Regions from separate parts of the Homo sapiens genome. Here region 1 is linked to region 2. The links are chromatin contacts, found by Hi-C in ENCODE. All regions are on one chromosome and are shown on one strand. Each heading gives the region's core, a stretch centred on a gene start or an enhancer-like site at or near the end of the contact. The rest is flanking DNA. Distances are from core to core; before and after follow the strand shown. Region 1 has its middle 62 kb from the start of FILNC1. Region 2 has its middle 36 kb from the start of CITED2.

Region 1 (5,178 bases), core at 1,203-3,702, 300 kb before region 2:
AGGAGTGGAAATCACACCATTTGAGCCAAGATCACACCATTGCACTCCAAACTGGGCAACAAGAAAATCTGTCTCAAAAAAAATAAATAAATAAATAAATAAAAGAGAGATCCTGATGGGTTGCTGGAACAGAAAAAGTACGAGGTAAAATTTAAGGAAATTTGAATAATATATGGACTTTAGTTAAATAACATATCAGTATTGACTCATTGATTTTGACAAGCATACCATATTAACATAAGATGCTAATAATACAGTAAATAACTGGGTGCAGGGCTTATGGGAATCCTCTACACTATCTTCGCAAACTTTCTGTAAATCTAAGCCTATTCTAAATTTTTTAAATTATATTAAAAGTTTAAAAAAAGCTAATACCCGTCCCTTCTCTTTTCCTTTTCAATGTTAACCCCCAAAGGTTAGATTTTCTTCAAAGTGACTGGTAGTGTTACTAGTTCAAGTCTACATTTAGTTCAATTCTACAGAGAAAATATGTCACATATTGTTCTCCACGCAGGCTGAATGTTGTGGTGTCTGCCATTTCTCCTAATATGTTAAATTAAAAATATGAACCAGTCATAAGCATCTACTAATATTTGATGAAGGATGCTTTTTTTGTCCTTCCAAAAAGCCTAAAATTGGACTTGGAATCTCATACAGTCTTTCTAGTTAGAGTGATGACAAAAAAGAAACATCTGCACTGTGGCAGCCACAGGGCTGCTGTAGATCTTGGCCCTGGAGGTTGTCCTATTTTCAACCCCCTTCCTTGCTTCTACTCCACCCTGCAGATACTGCTGCCAAAGTGTTGATTGTGTGGGTGCATAGCTCAGTTTCACTCAGGATCTTATTGATAACTATGAAGCTGCAAAGACAGAGGTAGGCTAGAAGTGCATATTGTCCCTTAAGCAAATTATCAAGATACATGAAGTGCTCACATCAACTGGAAAGTCAAAAATAATGAATGTTGGTTTAAGAACTCTATTCCTATGTGCATTCAAGTACTTTTTTTTTTACTACTGTCAAAAGTCCTTACAATGCAGAGAATCAAATTTTTAAGAAATCCTACCAGACACAGAGACTTTAAAAAAATCTTCTGGTGTTATTTACATTCTATGACTTTCCAACAAACATAAAAAACGAAGGTCTTAGTCTGATCATCACCAAAGAAGAAGTGTTCTGTGTAACTGGCTTGAAAGTGGAATAATTTCAAAAGAAATAACAGGAACTAACAAATATTTATTGACTGCTTGCTATGTCCTTGGCATTCTTCTTGGCATGAGAATGTAAAGCAAGAGAAGCTATGATTTCTGTTTTCAATAAATTTGCAGTCCATTTGGACAGGTAGAATAAATAGGGCAAGTAAAACCATACAAGAATTATTGAGTTCTTCCTACTTCTTATTATACGAAGGGCATGGTATGCATTTTCCCCTTTAACATAACATGCAACATCCAACAGTCGGGAAAGGTATTATTCTACCCATTTTGCACATTAGGAAACTGAGGCTCACAGATGTGAAGATAATGACTCCAAGTCTAACAGCTAGTAAATTATAGACCTAGATTCAAACCCAAGACTATGATGCCAAACCCCAGGTGCTTATTAAGCACTGCACTATGGTACTCCAGTTTTTAAAGTCAAATTCAAGCACTCCTTTGCAAACATTTAATAGTCCCCCCAAAGCCAAAATAAAAATATAGGCATTTTCTGTGGCACATCTGATGTCCAGAGTAATGAATGGGTGTGGCCAAACAGTATTTATGACATGACATTTAGAATGACATTTCAAGGTCAAATGTTACCCAACTGTGCAGGACCATATTCAATTCTTGGATTATGAAAGTGCAGACCCAGTTTCTCAAGGTCTCTGGGATAAAGTTCAAATTAGGTTGTTTAACAGAGTGCAGTGCTTAATAAGCACCTGGGGTTTGTCATCACAGTCTTGGGTTTGAATCTAGGTCTATAATTTACTAGCTGTTAGACTTGGAGTCATTATCTTCACATCTGTAAGCCTCAGTTTCCTAATGTGCAAAATGGGTAGAATAATACCTTTCCAGACTGTTGGATGTTGCATGTTATGTTAAAGGGGAAAATGCATACCATGCCCTTCGTATAATAAGAAGTAGGAAGAACTCAATAATTCTTCTATGGTTTTATTTGCCCTGTTTATTCTACCTGTCCAAATGGACTGCAAATTTGTTGAAAACAGAAATCATAGGAGAAAAATAAGAACTAACTACAGACTTGCTAGCCAACACTTTGAAAGTGACCTGGTAATGAACGTCAGTTCTGCAGCATATGTGCTATAGCAGTCTTCTAGCGACCGACCCAGTGAGCTGGTAGCAAGAGCCCAGCATACTTGAAACTGCTGTGGCATTCAAGCTCCTCAACTATTCTGCACATTCCTGAAGCGTTACTATGATAAAGTGTTCACTGATGCACAGATAACAGCAAAGCCAGCAAGGGGGAAACACGACTTTTAGAACGACGTTTCAAGGTCAAATGTTACCCAACTGTGCAGGACCATATTCAATTCTTGGATTATAAAAGTGCAGACCCTGTTTCTCAAGGTCTCTGGGATAAAGTTCAAATTAGGTTGTTTAACAGAGGGCTCTTATCAGTTTTATGAGCAGCTTTCTCCAGAATTTAGCTAGCTCACTTGATAGCATAAGGCAAGAGGAATTTTCCAGCAGCAGACCCAGGCACCAAACAGTGACAAGAGCTGTGCTCTGTTCTGATACAGATTTAACATTTATCCCAGGAAGCTCTTCTCCAAGGAGTTTGGAGTATACAATTTTCTCTAAGACTCATTCAAACCCATTGGAAAATCCCCCTGAAGTGCCTCACCAAACTTCATCCTCTGTGACCCTTAATATAAAATAAAGAAGGCACTGGTTGGTACTCCCTAAAGGAAGTATGCCCAGACTAATGAATGGGTGTGACCAAACAGTATTTAAGAAGACTTTATACATGTTCTTCAACAATTGAACTTCTGCTGGACTGGAGCCAATCTGGACATGTTACCAATTTTGGCATCTGCTTGCCAGGAGTCTGTACTCTGATAGTGCAATGGGTTAACAAATTGAGACATTAATTTAGGTTTTGTTTATCCCTGCATTTTTTTTGTTCCTACCTACCACCATCCCATTCCAAAAAAAAAGGCAGTCAGGTGCTCTGTGCTGCTGGTCTCAGTGGAGATTTTTGTTACAGACATTTCCTGAAAACATCCCTGTCCTCTTCCTGTTCCTGTCTCCTTCCTGACTTTTGCACAGAAAGCCTGGATTCCTTGTGGGGATTAAGCTATGGTTCATGGAGAGGCAAGAAAATAGGTGGATGCTTTGGGAAGGAAAGGTAGGAAGCCACAGTGGGAAGCTCAATGTTTTCCTAGGAAGGGAATAGAATGGAAGGTCCCATTGGTGGTGAGGGTACATGTCTCACTTTCTTGCAGTACTTTGAAAGGTAGCAAAAAATTTCAAAAGATATGGCTGTGTGGTGAATCCAGAAAGCTAGATCCTAGGAACTAGCGCTCCCAGCTCAGGCAAACACCATTCATAGCCTACTTGGTATTGGGACAACGGAGCCATCCACATTTGAGGACCTGTTGGGCATGGACCACGAGGATATCAACAGCAACCCAACTTTTCAGGCAGCATTTTAGGTTTTTTTGATGACCCTAGAGTACTCAAAATGACTGAGACAGAATCTACTGCTCAATTGGCAGGAGATTTAATTTGATTTAGAAACACATGACTGTTCTCCCATACCTGAGTTCCTTCCAACTCTAACAATAATTTGAGCTTCAATATTCTTATGGTTCTATTCTGTGACTCTTCCCCCACACTACCTCTGCCTTCCTGAATGCCCCTATAACTCCTCTCCCTCCCCCCGCAACCCACACACAGTCACACACAGCTATACCTGTACCATTCTTGCTTGTGGTTGATAGAGGGATTTTTAATTTCCAATAAAAGAGAACAGTCACTCATAACTTTGATATAAAAACCATAAAGATTTATCTTCACTTAAATATGCAACTAGAAATGCCAAATAATTTGCCAATTCATTACCTTTTGAAGAGTATCCTGGAAAATTTGAGCTAAAATTAAGTGAAACTTTTGCCAAAAGGAACATTTGAATTTTGCTTTATTGAGCTATTACACTAAAATATTCTCTTCTTTAAAGTTTCTGTAGTGATATGCTGGATTCAAAGCAATCTTCCAATTGTTTTATCATTAGCTTGAAGCAAAAGAAAATGAAAAGCATGACAAGGCATAAAATTGGCCTTAGCAATATCTAAGCTTGGTTCAGCCGTGACCATTATGCTCAATGCTCTTACAGTGTGAACAAAACAGCCATAAAATCAGTTTATTGTTTTTAATTTTACGATCCATGATTTATTTTGTTTAACTTTAGTGACAGCCTGCGATCCCAGTAAGTGTCTTCAGTTAGGAAATGCAAGCAGGAAATCAAGACCCAGAAGTCATTAGTTGTAGCATGGACTCATCTCATTTATCTTCCTGTATAACTACCAGAGTGTGATCTATGTGATTCCTATTACACAAATTAACAATGGCAATTGTGAAATAAGAATCGTTTAAAGAATGAAATAGATCTTACGTTGTTAGCTTAAACCTTCTTGGCACTCTATAGACCCTGGACAACTAGAACCTACGTCCTATATTTTAAATATTTTAAATTCAAGCCCTCCCCAAAGCACAATTTTCAAATAAAGAGGTAAGACACAATTCCTACAAGTTTTGTAGTCAGGAAGACCTGACCTTTAATAGCTGTATATCCTTGAATCACTCCATTCAACACATTAAACAACAACTTCCTCATCCAAAAAATGGGAATAATAATATTAGCTGTATCATCGCGTTGTTATGAAGAATAAATGAGACAATGCATGCAAACTATTTAGCAAAGTATCAGATATAAAACCCCTCAGTAAGTGAATGAATGAATCCTTTGGTAATGTCAAATTAATGGGATCTTTTATAAAAAAAAAAAAAGAGAGACATTCCCTTCTTGCATTTCAATGTTGGTATTTCTTGGCATTGTTTAAGATTGTGACCCAAACTTCCAGTATATTATTCTGAATTTGTTCTAAGTAAATAAAGAAGTGTATAGGCATCATTTATTAATCTTTATACCCCATATTACTTCTCTACCGGTGTAAAA
Region 2 (5,681 bases), core at 3,157-5,656:
TAGGTTCAAGGGATTCTCCTGCCTCAGTCTCCAAGTAGCTAAGACTACAGGCACGTGCCACCACATGCAGCTAATTTTTGTACTTTTAGTATAGACGGCGTTTCACCATGTTGTCCAACATGGTCATGAGGTCATGAGGTCGAACTCCTGACCTCAAGTAATCTGCCCACCACATCCCAAAATACTGGGATTATAGGTGTGAGCCACCATGCCTGACCTAGAAAATGTTTATTCTTCATAAATTACCTAGTCTCAGGTATTCTGTGATAGCGGCAGGAACAGAACAAGACACATGACCTCATTTACTGTGCTCAACAACCTCAAAGAAGAAGTAAGCGTATTCATTTCCCTTTTACACAGAAGTAGACTACGGCTCAGAAAAAGTTTAGAAACTTGTCCAGGGAGACACAGCCAGGTATTGCCATGATGTTCTTTCCAAAGAGTGCGTTCTTCCTAGTACAGTAAATAAATTCCTCATTTTTAAAAGTGCACTAAGAACAATTCTTTTTGTTTTTTTTGTTTTTTTTGTTTTTTTTTTTTGAGACAGGATCTCACTCTGTCGCCCAGACTGGAGGGCAGTGGCACAATCTCGGCTCACTGCAACCTCTGCCTCCCAGGGTCAAGTGATTCTCCTGCCTCAGCCTCCCGAGTAGCTGGGATTACAGGCATGCATCCCCACGCCTAGCTAATTTTCGTATTTTTAGTAGAGACGGGATTTCACCACGTTGGCCAGGCTGGTCTCAAGCTCCTGACTTCAAAGATCTACCCGCCTCAGCCTCCCAAAGTGTTGGGATTACAAGCATGAGCCACCGCACCCAGCCAGAACAATTCTTAAATTGGGTTAAAAGGCACTTCTGAAGGAATGTGATCCATTATTCTGAAATTACACTCATTTGAAACACCACAGGCCTTGGCATCAATGGGCAAGTGAGGTGTTGATACATAGATATTTCTTTTTTTTTTTAATTATACTTTAAATTCTAGGGTACACGTGCACAACGTGCAGGTTTGTTACATAGGTATACATGTGCCATGTTGGTTTGCTGCACCCATTAACTCGTCATTTACATTGAGTCTTTCTCCTAATGCTATCCCTCCCCCTGCCCCTCACCCCAGGACAGGCCCCAGTGTGCTATGTTCCCCACCCTGTGTCCATGTGTTCTCATTGTTCAATTCCCACCTATGAGTGAGAACATGCAGTGTTTGGTTTTCTGTCCTTGTGATAGTTGGCTCAGAATGATGGTTTCCAGCTGCATCCATGTCCCTGCAAAGGACATGAACTCATCCTTTTTTATGGCTGCATAGTATTCCATCATGTATATGTGCCACATTTTCTTAATCCAGTCTATCATTGATGGACATTTGGGTTGGTTCCAAGTTTTTGCTATTGTGAATAGTGCCACAATAAACATACGTGTGCAACATACATAGATATTTCTTACTGAAACAACTAATAGCAGCTTCATCAGAAAAAAATGAACAGAGGACTAATCAGTGATGAAACCTAAAGTCAAGCAGGAATTTACAAACAAAGCTTCCCAGCACAGGCAAGCAGTGTAGAAAGTGGCTGTAAGTAATCAAGGGATAGTCCTTCCAGCTTCCCATTCAGCTGTGACTCCTGCCACGGCCAGCCCCTGCAAGGGCCCAGCAAGAGACTCTTCCACAAGTTCCAAATGCCCTAAGTGTGTGCATTCACGCATGCAAAGTTAGTGCATTAACACACCTTAACAACCTTATGGCAAAATGCGAGAAATTCCATTTCAGCCTATAGTATGTAACAATATTCCCCTCTACTTGCATTATGCATAAAAAAAGTAACACCTAACCCTGCTTTTTGAAAGCAGAGAAAGTATATCTTGGGACTGAACATTACCCAGATTCTATTCAAATAAAACAGCAAGTTCTCCACCCAGAAGCTAATGACTACTGGGATGGTTAATACTCAATGTCAACTTGCTTGGATTGAAGGATACAAAATATTGATCCTGGGTGTGTCTATGAGGTTGTTGCCAAAGGAGATTAACATTTGAGTCAGTGGGCTGGGAAAGGCAGACGGGCCCTAAATCTGGGTGGGCACAATCTAATCAGCTGCCAGCATGGCTAGAATAAAAAGCAGGCAGAAAAAGTTGAAAAGAGAGATCGGTCTAGCCTCTCAGGCTGCATCTTTCTCCCGTGCTGGATGCTTCCTGCCCTTGAACATTGGACTCCAAGTTCTTCAGTTTTGGAGCTTGGACTGGCTCTCCTTGCTCCTCAGACTGCAGATGGCCTATTGTGGGACCTTGTGATTGTGTGAGTTAATACTTAATAAACTCCCCTTTATATATATGTGTGTATATATATATATATAATTTATTTATTTATTTATTCCATTAGTTCTGTCCCTCTTGAGAACCCTAATACAATTTTTATACTTAAAAATTTGTAATTAGGCCAGGAGCGGTGGCTCACGCCTGTAATCCCAGCATTTTGGGAGGCCGAGGCTGGAGGATCACCTAAGGTCAGGAGTTCGAGACCAGTCTGGCCAACATGGTGACACCCCATCTCTACTAAAAATACAAAAATTAACTGGGCATGATGGCATGTGCCTGTAATCCCAACTACTCAGTAGGCTGAGGCACAAGAATCCCTTGAACCTAAGATGCAGAGGCTGCAGTAAGCCAAGATTGCACCATTGCACTCCAACCTGGGTGACACAGTGAGACTCCATCTCAAAAAAAAAAAAAAAAAATTTGTAATTAGACATATCGTATACAAGGAATCACTTATGCAACCGGTGGCAAGTTTCAACTTCTGTTTCCAGCCGGTATCAAAGAGATGGGTTGATCTACCACGGGATAACACATTCCCTTTGCCCTATCTGGCACCCATCATGAAATATATTACTCTGTTATGGAAGCTGCTATTGTGTGCTTGTTTGGTAAGAAGGACTTGCAACTCAGCAACCAAGCTTATACTAGCTGAGACTCAAATCTCTCCACATACCAATGTCCACAGGCTTCAATACTACAAAAATCTAAGAAGGACATCAGTCAAGGCTTTGGAAGGTCTCCCTTTAATTTATGGCGAGAACACAAAGCTATATTCTCTCAGTATCTCAAGAAACTGGGACCATTAATGTACAATACTCTTCATTGTATTTTGCTCTGCTCTATATTCAAACCTGAATGAACCGGATTAAAAAAACACGCACTTTTTTTTTAACCTTTCACCTAACAAAGAATACAATAAACAGTAGCCTCATTCAGAGATCTTTGGTACAGAGCAGGATGCTTTAGACACTTAATATTAGTCTTATTAAGTCTTATTAGGCTTAGTAGTAGACATGTAAGAGAATAAGAGGAAAAGAGATGAGAAGAAGGCAGCTATTGGCAAAGTTTGGGAATCCCTAGCCCCCTTTTCCTCAGCCCGCATCTTTGGCACCGACATCCACCCACTACAGATGGCCTGTCAATGTCTTTCCAGGGCATCACAGCATTCTAGCCCAACCGTTTTCATGCCGTGCTCTCTTCGTCCTGTCTCTGACCCCCTCACACTCCACTTTGCAGGTTAGACATCTGGAATCTCATGTCCTCGGGGCCAGGTTTGGTTGTTAGGAAGCACAATAAACTATTCCTTTCAACTAATAGGATAGAGTAAAGTAGAAGACACCACTCACTTCACCACTTCGTATAGGTACATTCAAACTGCTACCAGGGCTTCCTGGAGGTGATGGCCACTCTTTTTTTTTTGAGATGGAGTCTCACTCTGTCGCCCAGGCTGGAGTGCAGTGGTGCAATCTTGGCTTACTGCAAGCTCTGCCTCCCAGGTTCATGCCATTCTCCTGCCTCAGCCTCCCAAGTAGCTGGGACCACAGGCCCGACTAATTTTTTGTATTTTCAGTAGAGACAGGGTTTCACCACCAGGATGGCATCGATCTCCTGACCTCGCGATCCGCCCATCTCGGCCTCCCAAAGTGCTGGGATTACAGGCGTGAGACACCGCGCCCGGCCGATGGCCACTCTTTTATTGACTCACCCCAAGACTGATCCCAGGGGTGAGGATCCTAGCCCAGGCTATAAGAAGAGATAATACCACGTCAGGTTTCAATTTTGGCCACTGGGCTGGAGATGGCTGAGTGAGGGATGAGTGAGGGGAGATCACAGCACTAGACCTGGCCTCATCAGTTGGCATGTTCCCTAACAGTATGCAGATGGACTAGCTGCAATCCAGCTAGCCTTCCTGGAGGAATCACTTCTACTCCCATCTCTGTGCAGGTTAACCACAATCAACATTTGAGTCACAATATCCAACATATATGGATGGCTTGTAGAAAACAACCTTTTAGAATTCCAGCACCAGTAACACCAGTCGCTAGCAACAGCCCTTGTCATAACAAGATATTGTGAGTTGTGCAACCAATTTCTTGTGGCTAGGAGGTTCTTTTGTCTGGCAGCCAGGTAAAACAAGGGCTGACTCCTTTAAACAGTCTCCCTTCCCCTACATACCCTTCATACACAGAATTCCTTTCGAAGCCACCGAAAATCCCTTTCCCAAAACAGAGATGAGAACAATTCGTTTGTTTTTGTATGAACCTTGGCTTTCCCTCCAACTATCCTAGCTAGTTCCCTTTTCTCTTTCAGACCCCTTCTCAAAGCTCCCGCATTCCACGTTCCCACGAGGGCTTTTCCGACGATGGGTCTTCTCTAAATCAAAGTGGCTACAGTCCAAAGTTGTACCAAAGAAAAATTCACCAGCTTCCAGCAAAGTCTCAGCAGTATGATTGACCTTTTCTTCCTGCATGTTTTTATTATTGTTTAATTGTCATGTCTGTCCCAGTTAGGTGACAAACATGAGGTAGGAATCGCTTTAATCCTTGCGTTTTTATAGTACTTCAAATGAATACTCCACTCAGTAAATTGAAAATCATTATTATATATAAATACATATGTTAATGCATGACCTGGAAGATCAAGTGGCAGAATGAATAAACAATTACTGGCAAACACCAGGGTATGGCATTTCAAGGAAGTCATCGCAGAATCACCAGCAATTATCTTCACAAACTTAAGGTATCTATGGACTGAAAGAGAGAAATGCACATGTGTTTCTGAAAGAAAAATAAGAAAACTAAAAAAATTAGACTCAATGTCTTAACATTCAAATCCAGAAATATATTGTTATCCTATAGACACACACACACACACACACACAGACACACACACACACACACACACACACACACACATACACACTAGCTTACTGGAAAAAAATTAAGACCGTTCTGTTTAAAAAGAAACTGTCTCAATCAGTTTCTTTTTAATTAGCATTTGACTAAGATCACATTAGTCAACTGCTACTCCTCAAAAGTATGACAAGTCGGGTAAAAATCAAGTAGAAGGCAAAGACATAAATAGTTTTGAGTATTGTGCAGTTTTAAGTGTTGTCTTGCTATTGGGCAATTCAGAACTGCACCCTGAAATCATCCCCTCATCCGGTAGATGCATAAGTGATTAGAAGGCTTTTCTCACTAAGTAATTATTAATGGTCCAGTGGCAGCCCAGAGATGCATACCTCATGGAATTCCAGAGAGGTTGGTCTTAACTTAGTGCTATTTTTAGTAGTGACTTAGATGATGGGAGAGAATGTGGTTATTAAATTCAGCGATGACATCAAATCAGGTGTGGTACATTCCACTTTGGAAA

What was found. Hi-C counts contacts between places; a loop is a spot of excess contacts on that map.
Region 1: a loop to region 2 is called in a map of PC-9, with 2.5 times the contacts of the local background. The contact joins two enhancer-like sites. A Hi-C loop is called at or near these places in 2 of 168 maps with a recorded cell type or tissue (PC-9 and mammary epithelial cell).

Annotation. Positions count from the first base shown.
Region 1 is chr6:139,706,310-139,711,487 of GRCh38, reverse strand. No RefSeq gene overlaps it. Among named protein-coding and RNA genes, the nearest start is that of FILNC1, 62 kb to the left of the region's middle. Within about 2 kb of position 2,452, at least 6 of the 41 ENCODE cell types and tissues checked have a DNase peak (open chromatin) inside an H3K27ac peak, as active enhancers do; they include PC-9, where a contact is called at or near this core.
Region 2 is chr6:139,407,921-139,413,601 of GRCh38, reverse strand. No RefSeq gene overlaps it. Among named protein-coding and RNA genes, the nearest start is that of CITED2, 36 kb to the right of the region's middle. Within about 2 kb of position 4,406, at least 2 of the 41 ENCODE cell types and tissues checked have a DNase peak (open chromatin) inside an H3K27ac peak, as active enhancers do; they include PC-9, where a contact is called at or near this core.